3 separate regions of the Homo sapiens genome follow, and regions 2 and 3 are each linked to region 1. The links are chromatin contacts, found by Hi-C in ENCODE. All regions are on one chromosome and are shown on one strand. The core of a region is the stretch at or near the end of the contact, and the rest is flanking DNA. Distances in the headings are between cores, read along the strand shown.

Region 1 (4,392 bases), core at 777-3,276:
AGAGGGACAATCAGGGGCTGGGGCCTTTGGGGTATAGGGTAGGGGTTTGGAGAAGCAGTCGGGTGTGGTAGAAATAACACAGTCTTGGGAGTCAGATCTAAGTTTAAATCCTGGCTCCTCCACATTTTAACTGTTTGGACTCCAGCAAATTACTCAATGTCTCATAGAATTTTTTTCGTCTAAAAATACTGTTAAATACTAAAATAATATGAATACCTAGTTAATAGAACTATGAAGATTAAATACTCTTAGAATCCGGCACTTAGTAGGTGCTCAGTAAATGCTAGTTACTTTTTTTTTTGAGACGGAGTCTTGCTCTCTCACCCAGGCTGGAGTGTAGTGGCACTGCCTCTGCTCACTGCAACCTCTGCCTCCTGGGGTCAAGTGATTTTCCTGCCTCAGCCTCCCGAGTAGCTGGGATTACAGGCATGCGCCACCATGCCCGTCTAATTTTTGTGTTTTTAGTAGAGACAGGTTTAACCATGTTAGCCAGGCTGAGTCTTGAACTCCTGACCTCAGGTGATGCGCCTGCCTTGGCCTCCCAAAGTGCTGGGATTATAGGTGTGAGCCACCGCCCCCAGCCAGCCACTGCGCCTGGCCTAGTAACTCTTATTAACGTCATTATTTCCATACCAGCTCCCCTATCCGTGCTTACTGTATTTAGCAGCCCGCTGGAAAAGAAAGTCTGGACACCTAATCTGACACAAAGACCCAGAAATTCTTTCTAAGGTCTGAAAACAATGAAACACTAAAAAGTAGATACTGATGATGGTTCAGACCATGCCTGTCACTGGTCTGGAAGAAATCTGCAATTCTTGTTATAAAAACATCTTGTTCTCACTCAGGCTCTTTCCTTTGTAATCAGCTGCAGCACAAAATTCCCAACTCTTGAAACCACAAGGGGTTTCTTCCTTAGGATGTGACTGGAACTCTGGCCACCCGCATCTTGGTTATCTAGCACTAAGCTGCTTTAGGTCAGACTGGTTACAGGAGCCCCAGAGAAGTTGTTCTGCTCAATCCCAAGTAGCTGTGGATCCAGTAGGAGCTGAAGTAGGAGGGTGGACCAATAGTCTATACATTCACTGACACCCAGAGCCCCAGTAGGTCTTACCTCTGTGTCTCAGGCTCCTCTTACATAAAATAGGAAGACAAGAGATAAGGAAGTGGGGCTCAGAGAAGTCAAGTGATTTGTCGAAGGGCACACAGCCCATGAGCAGCAGCAGTCGCATGAAGATGGAGGTGTTAGGCTTTCCCATTCTGAGTCTGAGCAGGGTTCTCAGCCTCTCCTCCTGCCACTCCCCCGTGGCATACCTCTGGCACCAAGGTAGGAGCCCTTTCTTGGGTACTAAAGTGACCAACCATCCTGGCTCCCCATAGCACAAGGGTTCCAAGGTGACACACACTGGGGACCCAAAGCTCATTGCCACCATCGAATGGGAAACCAAATCATTAGGAAAAAGCCTGCCCTGCCTCACAGAGGGAGGCTAGAGACCAGGCAAGATCATCAGGCAACTGCCTTGTGAGTGAGTCAGACTTAAGAAGCTCTGACTGTCTTTAACAGGGGTCCTGACTTAGCCTCCATCAGAATCCCCCCAGGGCTTCTTAAAACCCAGATGGTTGGACTCTATCCCCAAAGTTTCTGATTCAGTAGGTCTGGCGCAGAGCATTTCTAACAAGCTCCCAGGAGATTCTGATGCTGTTGGTCCAAGGGCCACACTTTGAATACCACTGGCCCATAAAAATAACAATAGCATTCAAAAGGTGTTCAGCACTGACCTAAGTACTTTATAATCATTCATTCCTTTAATCCTCACGATGACTCTGTGTAGGGTCATTAGACACTAATATCAGCCCCACTTCTCTGAGGAGTAACCAGAGATACAAACAGATAAAGGAACTTGTCTAAGGTCACCCAGCTGGTAAGCAATGGGCTGGGACTCAAGTCCAGGAAGGTAGCCCTGGAGTCAGTGCTATGAACCACTGCACCGAGTTGGCTTTCACTTTCAAAGGCTGTCATTTCAGACTAAGTAGCAGGCATCGATGGGGTGGGGGATGAGGATGAATGGAGCCAACGGAGCTAGGTTTAAAAAGCCTTTCCCCCACCCTGTGGCATCTAGTGAACACCCAGTGGGGTACATATTTAGGACGTGTGGAGGCACTGCCACAGGGGGTAGGGGGATGGGATCAGACGGTCGGGAAAACTTGCTGCCCTAAAGCTTCCTGGAGGACCCCTGTAATGTTTCCCTGGTGGCTGTAAGAGAATTCTAACAAACAAAGGAAGGTCAAACCCTCCTTTGGTTACCCGGATGCCAGTACTACTCCATTTTCAGCTCCTCTGTCTTTGGTAAATGAAGTGCTTCCAAGCATTCCCATTGCCATGTGATTTTCTCCAAGATCTGTCAGCTGCTCAATGAATATACAGCTCAACTAACACCTGAGCCTTCTCCCCCTGCTCCTGTGGCGTAGACCTATGAGGCTACGAGGAGCTTAGCCATCAATGGTCCAACTTCCTGATTTACAGATAGGGAAACTGAGGCTCAGGAAGGGGCAGAGCTGGCCCAGTATCTCCAGGTGCCATCCTGAGGATAGTTCCTGATGGGTGCGTCATCGAGGGCCTGGTGTGAACTAGATTTTGCCTTCTCTTTTGAACACAGGTGTCCTGTCTCGGCTCAGAGACAAGGCCCAGGAAAGTGCTTCAGAGGCTGCTCTGCCCAGTGGGCAGGGGCATCATCAACCCTCCCTCGGAGATGTTCACGCAAACTCTAGGAGTTAAGTGACTCAGCCAATACCACCCATGAGACACGACCCCTAGCCTCCAACTCGAAGTTCAGTGCTTGCTGCAGACGGTAAGATGTTCATGTCATTATCTCATGTCACCCTCACGACACGCTCTGAGGCAGGCAGCGCGAGGAGTATCGTTCTCACTTCCAGGGGAGGAAACTGAGGTTCAGAGAGGAGAGAGTCAAACAGTTGGCAAGTCGTGAGGCCAGATGACCCAGCTGTCAGCCATCCAGCCGTTCTGCACCTGGCCGCTCCCTGCCTCCCTCCCTCCCTCCCTGGCACGCAGGCACAGCCAGCTCCTCACTGGAGCCCGGGAAGCCTAAGCATTCCCACTTCAGGTGAAGCCTGCAGCCCGCACTACTCCCCTCCTTCCTACATCCCTCTGTCCATCCTTCCCTTCCCAGGGATGGCTCCAGCCTATTTTTATCTTCCCTTCAGCACAGCGCATGGCAAGGCTGCTGTCACCTCCCAAAGGCAGTCCCTCAGAGCTGTGGGTAGGGAGGGGCCAGAGGGCTAAGAAAATCCCCAACCCCCACCTCTGCAAACAGCTCACAGCAGGAGGGCAGTAGGGACCCTCCACAACTCCCTGCCAGGCCTCTGGCCTTCTGCTGCTCCTTATTCCCCAATCTGGATTTTAGCTGTGCCAGTGCAGGCCACAGGAGGGGCTGCTGGGAGGACCAAGACTGGGCTGCAGCTCCCTCTCACCTGTCCAGCAAATCTCAGCCCCAATATATTGGCTCAATGGCTCAGAACAGGCTAAGGCAGCCAGGGCAGCCAGTGTTGAGTCCTATGCTGACAAGGTAATGGAGGTTTATAGAGGGTGAGAGAAAGGCCCAAGGCCATGCAATGCTGGGGGTCAGAGCCAAGACCTGAACTCCAAACTCAACTCTTGCACTGTAGCCACGCCTCCACCAGGCTGGGGAAAACAAAGACACCAGAGAAGCTGCAGAGAAGGGAAGAGGCTCTGTCCCTGCAACTTGCTGCAATCCCTGATGACACCAGCGATGTAAGAGAAGGCTGTGTCTGCAAAGGCTGAGGGGCAGCAATATGTCCATGCTGCCAGAACAGGATAGACCCCTGCCTATCCCTGTCCCTGCCCTCAGTGGTCTTGTAGCATCATGCACGCTCCTGTTCTGCTCTTCAGCTCACTGAAATCATCCTCGGTGCACTGGGAGCTGGACAGGGCAGGGGCAGCACCTCACCCTTCTGGGCTTCCCCTGCACCCAGCACGGTGTGTGGCACACAGCAGGTGCACTATCAGTATTTGCTGAACGGAAGTGAAACGTGGAAAACGTGGAAACCTGTTCCACGTTTGGCATCTGGGAGACAGTAAATGAGTAATCTCTGGGCCTCAGTTTTATGGTTGAGGAATCAGTGACTCAGTCGTAGGGTTATTGTGAGGATCTAAACAAATCAGAGGATGCAGGTGAAACTGCTGAGCTGTGACCTTGGCTGTTCTCATTGCCCTGCTGTTTTTTGTAAAGCACTCCTTTTAAGCCCTAGTTTCTATGAGATGGGATGTGCTCTGTAGGAGTCACCAGAGGAGCACTGGCCTGGGTGAGTCCACCTCTCGTTTCCGCTTAGCCACTAACTTACTGTGTGTCCTTGGGC
Region 2 (4,392 bases), core at 849-3,348, 2.0 Mb before region 1:
TTTCAGATTTTAGAATATTTGAAAATACCAGTTGAGCATCCCAAATCCAAAAGTACAAAATCTAAATTGTTCCAACGAGCATTTCCTTGGAGTGTTATGTTGGTACTCAAAACATTTTGGATTCTGGAGCATTTTGGATTTCAGATTGTTGGATTTGGGATGCTTAACTTGTATTGGCAGGACTAAAGGCTACAAATCATAGAAAGAGTGGATTCAACCTCATTAAGCAGAAGATCTTTTCAACAGTTAATGCTCCTTAACAGTGGAAGATGCTGACTTCACTAGGAGCTGACCATGGAAACCCATCTCTCAGGGATGCCCAGGATATGAAGCAGATGACCTTTACGATTTCTGCAAGGTCTAAGGTTCTGTGGTCACTACATACTGATAGGTTACATTATCCCATCTAGGAAATACAAGTTACTACACACCACAGCAAAACTCAAGTGTTTCTGCTGCTCTCACATCTATAATAGGACTGCGTCTAGGCAGACGGCCTCCTAACCACCTCCTTTTGTCTTATCTCCTCCTCCCTCATTTCCACATCTCTAGAGTTGCTCATGCTGCCTGGGCCTCTAACTACAGCACTTATACAAATAAGGCAAAAGGAAGAAAAACAAACAAAGCTACTCCCAGCCTTGATTCAGCAGTGCACTGGTCATGATTCCTGGAACACTGAGTGCATGAAAATAACTTTTCAACCCTTCCTATGTGCACATCTGTATGAACACTGTGATGCAGAAGGTAAGGCTGTTCAAGAATCATTACAATTATTCCACAAATATCCATGTTACTACATTTACAACACAAAATTATTATAAGCAATAGTGAAAAAAACCTTTAATTTTGAAGCTAGTCATCAAAAATTACAGATTGCAGGGTAATGTATGTATCTAAATCTTGGCCTGACTGGGAACACATATCTTCAGACTTTAATCTCATTTTTGAGGTAATACTGTAGCACTTCCCTGATATTCAAAGTTGGGCTGTGATCATAGACACTTTTACATCTGCCTATCAATGTGAGAGGAAAGATAGTTCAAAACTTATCTGGTAACCAAGGATTACAATTTTTGTCAATTAAAAACTCCCCACTGGAGTTGCTTCAGAGGCTGAATGATGATTTGAAGAGATTGTGATAGATGGTGGAATATGGTTTCATAAGGTTTTATAAGATTTAATTTTCACGTATTAAAATCGCTGGTACCTATAGTGCCTACAACGTACCCTCATTCCAAGAGTGTTTGCTGCACTGTGCAGAGTCCTGGGGAAGGAGGATCCAGCAGTGGTGGTAAGAAAAGAGTGCTGGACTGGAGTCATTAGACTTGGATTGAAATCCCAGAAACTTCTTACTAGCAGTGAGAAGTTCAGCAAATCATCCAACCTCTCTGAGCCAGTAATCCCAACCCCAAAGGATTGTGAGATTAAATGATGCTTGTCCAATCCCAGATACTGGGACTCCATCAACCCCTGTGTGGGGATTAGAAAAGGGCAGCTGTAGGATGTGACCTGCATCAGGACATGGAGTTGGATGAGCAGAGCATGGGCTGGACTCCAGGCCCCAATCATCCTCCTCAACTGGTGCCTGGTGTGGGTAAAACCTATAACCAGCATTAAAGTACTAGCCATTTGATAAACTCTCAGGACACATTTATTAAAAGTCTTCAGATATTTAACTATTAAAAGGGCCACTCCATAAAGATAGCCACATGTCAGGAACCTACTACTTAATCTTACTATTTAAAACACTAAAAAATGATAAACTGAAATACTCTTATTAATTGTCTTCATTACATGTATATAACTCATTTTATTATGCTATGAAGGACTATTATATAATAAAGTATAAAATATTTTAAGTTTCAGTAGAGAACATCTTTTAGAGCCAAAGGAGAGAACCCAAAACGTTAAAGTGATACAGGTTTCAAAAAATACTTGTAGAGACTGCACTGAGGGAAAACATGAAATAAAACAGAAGTCTGATTCATTGTAACTCTTGCAAGAGTAAGTAGGACTGTGTTTAGGCAAGAACTGAAACAAGGAAGTGACTCAATGGCTCTACTGGGGAGAGAGATTCCAAAGAGATGGAACAGCTCTAGCTAAGCATAACACCAACCACCAGCTGGGAGAAAAGCCAGTGGCAACGGAGGAGGGTAAAGACAGGGGAAGGCAGGTCAATACGAAGGAACAAAGAGTGGGTGTGCAGAGTCAGAGAAGATGTGGAGCTAAACCATGGAGGGTTTTCCAAATTTGAGATTAGATGTACAGTTGGATATAAAAATCAACCAGGAAACAGGGGAAAAGAAGCATCATAGTTCCTTTTCTCAAAGCAAAAAAGTTTATATTGCTTCCAATTAAATAATTAGCATCTTTGAAACAATGGTAAGTACAGAAAGACTGATGAGGATGAAGAGGAGGAAAAGGAGAAAGAGATAATGTTTTTATAAAGGTAAAGTGTTCTATATCTAGTACTTCCCCTGAAATGTAAAAAAGAATTACCAGGACAAAGTATATCATTCACAGGGAGGAAAAGGAAGAAACTATACTGGAGATAAACATAATCAGGAATAACAAGAGGACAAAAATTTGAAATTAGATGATTGGAGGCCCATTGACTGTACTTTTTCTCAAACAAACAGCAGAAAGGAGTTAAGTTCAGCACGAATAATATCTTATCTCAACAAATGCTGTCCAGCCACAGCAAAAAGACTTCTGAACACAAAGCAAACTCCCAGATATCTACTTGCCTTGCAGCATTAGCACATTATGAACAGGAAACAGACTTTTCTGCACAACCACATTCCCCTTGAACTCAGTGAAAAGCAATGTAAGGATGACCCACAACTGGGTAAATGGCAAGAGGGCAGCTTTTGAAAATAGAAAAACATTCACATCTTCACTTTACCAATTACCACCTCCATGACTATAGGCAAAACTCTCAACGTCTCTCTGCCTATTTTGTCTTCTATAAAATGGCACTAGAGACATCCGTTTTTCATGGAGCTCTTGAGTGGACTGAGACAACACATGTGAGACGGACTGTATGTGAGACAGCCATATGGCCAAGCCCCACTGGGCTTGTATTAGATCTCTTCCCCCAGGCTCCTCCTTTAAAAACCTGGGCTTATTTAACAAAAGAGCAATTAATCTAGTAGTTATTCGATATACAATATCCCAGATTCAGCCTACAGATAAGAGATGTATAAAATAAACACGTAAGTTAGATATAGAAATAAAAGAAAAAGATATTCTTAAGACCTTGCTAAAAATATTCAGGTTTTCTCAAAAGTGCTCTGGCTAGTAAAGAAATACTCAGTGAATTAATGCTGTGGAGGGCATGTCATTGTATAGATTTCATTTTAACTCTGCTTAAGAAGCACAACATGGTATCATGGAATTCCAATAATTCAACTTGTAAATATTGACGTTCAAGCGGCAGATGATTTCACTTTGGGGACATCACGATCGTACTTGTCATGGTGCTATGTTTTGGTGCCAGAGAACCAAGACCATGAAGCAACAGCAATGGAGCTCACTGTGCTCCTTCCCCTCAAGGATCCATGGCCCAATCACAAAACACCACACAGCATGCGACTCTCTAACTAAGTCAGGTCCCAGAGAATATAGCTGTCCTTTCAGGTTTAGATAGCAATGGTTTCTTGTGAATCCTCCATCCCTAGAAGAAATGGCCTAAGAGTCAGGGTGCAATAGTAGAAAGACTGGCCAGGTGCGGTGGCTCACACCTGTAATCCCAGCACTTTGGGAGGCCAAGGCAGGCGGGTCACTTGAGGTCAGGAGTTCGAAACCAGCCTGGCCAACATGGTGAAACCCAGTCTCTACTAAAAACACACACAAAAAAATAGCCAAGCTTGGTGGCGGGCGCCTGTAATCCCAGCTACTTGGGAGGCTGAGGCAGGAGAATTGCTTGAACCTGGGAGGCGGAGCTTGCAGTCAGCCGAGATCGCGCCACTGCACTCCAGCCTGGGAGACAGAGCGAGACTCCATCTCAAAAAAAAAAAAAAAAAAAATAGTAGCAAGACTGGACTAGACACTAAAATCTTCAGTTTTACTCCCCACCTCCCACACAAACTCAACTGCAAACTGATCTACCTCTCTGGATGTTAGTTGCATCAACCCATAAAATTGTAAGGACAGACTACTTGCTAATACTCATTTAAGTGCCCAAGTTCTATGATTTTATGAAAGCTCCAGGGCAGGGCTGAGGGCAGCCAAGGAGCTACGTGGCAGGGCAATCCTATGAAGGTCGGTGTTCCTCAGGTGCCCCCTGCCTGCCAGGTTGATACATTAGATTCCATGCTGCCACAGCCTGCCTGGTGGTATCCTCATACCCTGACCTAGGCCAACCTAATCAAGGATAACCATAATAATGGG
Region 3 (4,392 bases), core at 623-3,122, 1.5 Mb after region 1:
AGGGACCTTGAGGAGGAGGGATTTGAGCTGGGCCTTTAAGAAGGGGTAGGATTTAGGAAAGCAGGGGGTGGAGAAGGATGTTCTAGGCAGAGATTAGCTTGGGCATAAGTTTGGAGACTAAGGAGTAATGGGATAGAATGTGAAAGGAAGGATTCTGAATGGGAAATAAGGCTGAAAAGGCAAACAGTGGCCAGAGTGTTTGGGCTCCAGATTTACACGCTTTAGCCATTCTGGAGCAACCTCTTTGTGATTCCTTTTTTTTTTTTTTTTTTTGGTATAGGATAGCCTGAAGGTAACCAAATCCCTAAGGGTAGGCACCATGCTAACAATTTCCTTTATTAATATTCCTCACTGTTGTGCCTTGGGAAGGGGTACATGCTTTCATTGGCTGGCAGAGGTCCTTCACCATTGAGTGAACACAAAAGTTATACATGGGTCCTCTTGGGGAGGCAGGAAATGCATGCTGAAGCTATAACTTTTGACAGTACAAAAGAATATTATGGGAGAGTAATTTTTGCTTCAATATTTGAGCTACTAAGAAAGAGCACAAACTTCTCTGGCAGGATGGGATGGGGCTTAGAGAAAGGTGAGGTGGAGTGGGAGCTGTTTAATTCCATCCAAATTCCGCCCTTGACACTAATAGCTCCCTTCTGAATGAGCCAGCTGGAAGAAAATGTGAAAGCAAACCATAGAGAAACAAATATGTATGAACCAGAGAGGACCTTAGCGAGCAGTGAGTTCAAACCGCTCATTTTCCAGGCCTAGAGAAGGTATGGGGAGGGCTATATGTTTAGGACAAATGGTGCATCTGCAAACTCTCTCCTTTCTCTGAAATCACATCTCTGTTTTTCAGACTAAATTAACAACATCGCCCATCACCGCTAACTCTAGGAGTCATGTAAATTTACTGAGGTTTCTTTTGCTGAACAGGTGCAGGCTCAGCCTAGTGAATACCCAAACCATTTCCCCTGGGCTGCCAGTCCCAAAAACAGGCCTGCCCTGTACTCTCTGAGAGCTGTGCCTGATTTGACATCCAGACCACTATTTATTTGGCCACATTAAGCTTTGCTTTGTGTGACACAAAATCATTGTAAACGAATGCATTATTAAGTGTGTTTTCAAATAACAGGGAAAAAACAAGCAGACTGTCACTGATTGTTTTATTGTTGGAAGGAAAAGAAATAAGTAAAACGTGTACAGGCAAGGTAGGAACTGTTCCAAAGAGCATTTAGAATAGGAGCATTTGTTACATTTTATTGATGTAGGTTTGTAAAACATGCTTGCCAGTGAGCCTGGGGCATTCATGTAAATAACCATCACACATGCATAGCTCTTCATTACTTATACTGACACAAGTATGATATATTTATTATATTATGTTCATTGGCTTAGGAATAAATAGACATGCAGTGAGACATGTAAAAATAAAGATTGGAAATACACAGTGCCAATCGGCTGCAATTTGGGTAGTTGTGATCATGTACATTTGGCAAAGTTAATGATTAACTAGTGAATAATAGCGAAGCAGCTCTCTGGGAGCACTTTTGATTTCTGGACGTTGTAATTATTGACACAAGATGATCTAAATATAGAAAAGAGACCAAGACTCCCACTCATTTTGGATTCTAAAACAGAGATAGGAGCATACAATTTTAAGAATGATATGACTGATACTGAAAGACTGTGTCATGCACACATTATCTCATGTGGCCCTTACAAAACCCTGAGAATTTTTAGAATATGCCCTATTCTTATTCTCGTCATCGTTTTCAGAAAATTGAGGTTTGGCAGAGTGTGTGCTTAGCCTGAAGTTAACAGCTAATAAGTGCCAGAGATAACACCTTCCTCCAGGGCGCTGATTTCATTTATTTGACAAATATTTATTGAGTGCCTGCTGTGTGCCAGGCATGGAGACATAGCAGTGACTAGTGCAGGAGGTACACAATGAATAAACCAATATACAGAACACATATATGTGTAAGAAATAGGGCAAAGGGATGGGAGTGGCTTACAATGAGTTGTCTCTCAGCAGGATGACCAGGGAAATTCTTTCTGGGAAGTTGACCTATGGACAGGGACCTGGACAGAGAGAGGGAGTGGCCATGTACCTCTGAGTAGGAGGAGCTTCCTCGGCTGAGAGAACTGCCAGTGCAAAGGCCCTGGGGTGGGAATGTGCTTGGTGAGTTCGGGGAAGAGCAAGGAGACCTGTGGGACTGAGCTCCAGCAATGAGGGAAAATGGTTGCAAATGAGGTTAGAGACAGAATCAGGAGCCAGATCCTGTGGGGCCTTTAGGGGCTAGGCTATGGCAAGAAATTTGAAAGCTATTTCAGGGGCTGCAGTGTCAATCTAACTGCCACATAGAGAACAGACTGAAGGGGGGCCCTCTTTGAGCTCATAGCAATAATGGAGAGATGCGAGATGGGAAAAGATGAGAAGGGGTAAAATTCAGGTAGAGCCATCAAGATTTGCTGATGAATTGATGTGGGGTGTGAATAAAAGGAAGAAGTTAAGGATTCCTCATTGGTTTTTGGCCCAAGCAACCAGGCGAGTATTGGTAACACTTTCTGAAATGGGGAATACCTGGGGTTTAGGGGAAGGGAGGTTAGGTTTTTGGCTTGCTCATGGTAAGTTTCAGATGCTTATTGGGCAATAAAGTGGAGATTTTGAGCAGGCAGTTGGATGTATATTCTGTGTATTCTGTTGTTCAGGGGAGAGATTGGGCTGAAGACACAAATTTGGTAACAGTAGTATGTGGATGATATTTAGAGCCATGAAACTGGGTAAGATCACTTTGAGAGAGAGTTTAGATGCAGAAAATTCCCAAGTTCTTCAACTTTTAACAACTGTCAAATAATAAAATAAAGATCCCACAGAGTTGTTTTTTATGACAAGCTTACTTACATGTCGGGCAAGGAGAAATTCACTGTATGGTTTTCCAAGTAAGAAAAGTCAGAGTTTTTAAAGTCTTACGAAGAGGGCTACAATGTGGTTCTGGTTATTTGGAGTTGAAAATCGGTTCTTTGAACTAAAGAGAATGAATGAATGCATAGGTTTGTGTGAGCATGGGTAAACAAGTTATCTTCATTGGTCAGCAAAGAGTCTTCAGTTAGGTACAGGAAGGGTCTGGTGTCCCGCACTCACTTGAAATTTATTGATCATCAGCTGGTTAGAACCAGTGGGATAAAATATAATACTCAGCCATGACAGTTCCTAAGCAAGTGCTGCCGGAAAAGGAGACGTTTCCTCCTCTACAGTTTGGAAAATAAGGAAGACCTGGCAAAGAAGAATAAAGAGGATCTTCCCACTGAAGCAGGAGGCAACCAAAGACTATGTGGTGACCAGGATGTGAAAAATCCAAGAAGCAGGGAGTGATTGCAGGGGCAAATGCTGCTGAGTGGTCCAGTGAAACAAAGACCTAGAGTTGTTCAATGTATCTGCAGCCTAGGGTCGTCGGCGACCTTGAGGTGGAGTAGTGAAGACAATCTAGATTTTGTTGGATTTAAGAGAACACGGGAAGAAGAAGGTGGAGACAGGAGCAAAGACAAATCTTTTAATAGATTTAGCTGTAAAGAAGAGCAGAGTAAAGGGACAATGGCTGGAGAAGAGTGTGGCAGTCAAAGAAGCTTTTTCTTTCTTTATAAGATGGTGCATGTTTGTGTGACTGACTTGGTAGAGAGGGAAAATTGTTGATGCAGGACCATTGTAACAGCAGATCCCTTGAGAAGAGACGAGACTAGCACCTAAGTGAAGAGGCTGGCACTGTTTAAGAGAGTAAACTGTTATCCTTTACAACAGAAGAGAAGGCACTGATACATGTAAGTGGGTAGATCACTTCTCTTTTCTCAATAAGCTAAGAAACAAATTCATTCACTGAGAATGTGGAAGCATATGGGGAATTGGAGTTTTGAGAACTTGAGAGGAAGTTTGAACTAGTTGTATTGGAAAGAGAGAGAGTGAACTGAGTTAGTCAGGGAAGGCAATGGGATTCCCGGGCCATCCTGAGGGTCTTGAGGTTTCTGGTGATGAATTTAAAATGAGGCCTGTCAGCACTGTTGTGTGTTCCTCCACCCCTCTTCTCCCACTACCACATCTACCTGCTCCAGGATAATTGTAAAGAAAGAGGCAAAGGAGTTGAGATTGTGTGAAATGAAATTATGATAGAGATGAGCCCTGGAGCTGAAGCTGAGGACATTAGGGGGATGATACACAGTGAAAAATTCAGAGTGTCAAGAGCTTGAGGTTTTCACTCTGCCTTGATACCCTGCAGTGCCTAGAAAGGGCTTAAGAAATCATCAGAAAAACAGCAACAATTGTATTGCTAGCAAATCAATAATGCCTTCAGTCCAGGTATATTTCTTCCTCCTTTCTCTTCAGGCCTTCACTTGTCTGCC

Evidence for each region. A loop is a pair of places that touch in the nucleus more often than their neighbours do. Pooled maps may share reads with other maps.
Region 2: a loop to region 1 is called in a map with no recorded cell type, with 7 times the contacts of the local background. The contact joins two enhancer-like sites. A Hi-C loop is called at or near these places in 2 of 37 single-sample maps with no recorded cell type and 1 of 50 pooled maps.
Region 3: a loop to region 1 is called in a pooled map, with 14 times the contacts of the local background. The contact joins two enhancer-like sites. A Hi-C loop is called at or near these places in 2 of 37 single-sample maps with no recorded cell type and 2 of 50 pooled maps.

What each region holds. Positions count from the first base shown.
Region 1 is chr2:31,256,110-31,260,501 of GRCh38, reverse strand. The region is part of intron 3 of EHD3 (EH domain containing 3); the gene reads right to left. LOC124905983 (a long non-coding RNA gene) reads left to right here. Exons shown (of 4, transcript XR_007086270.1): 2 at 2,655-2,846. Among named protein-coding and RNA genes, the nearest start is that of EHD3, 24 kb to the right of the region's middle. RefSeq lists enhancers at 3,333-3,382, 3,468-4,295. Within about 2 kb of position 2,026, at least 2 of the 41 ENCODE cell types and tissues checked have a DNase peak (open chromatin) inside an H3K27ac peak, as active enhancers do.
Region 2 is chr2:33,208,502-33,212,893 of GRCh38, reverse strand. All of the region lies in intron 7 of LTBP1 (latent transforming growth factor beta binding protein 1), which reads right to left. Among named protein-coding and RNA genes, the nearest start is that of MIR4430, 210 kb to the left of the region's middle. Within about 2 kb of position 2,098, at least 7 of the 41 ENCODE cell types and tissues checked have a DNase peak (open chromatin) inside an H3K27ac peak, as active enhancers do.
Region 3 is chr2:29,721,036-29,725,427 of GRCh38, reverse strand. The region is part of intron 1 of ALK (ALK receptor tyrosine kinase); the gene reads left to right. Among named protein-coding and RNA genes, the nearest start is that of ALK, 200 kb to the left of the region's middle. Within about 2 kb of position 1,872, at least 3 of the 41 ENCODE cell types and tissues checked have a DNase peak (open chromatin) inside an H3K27ac peak, as active enhancers do.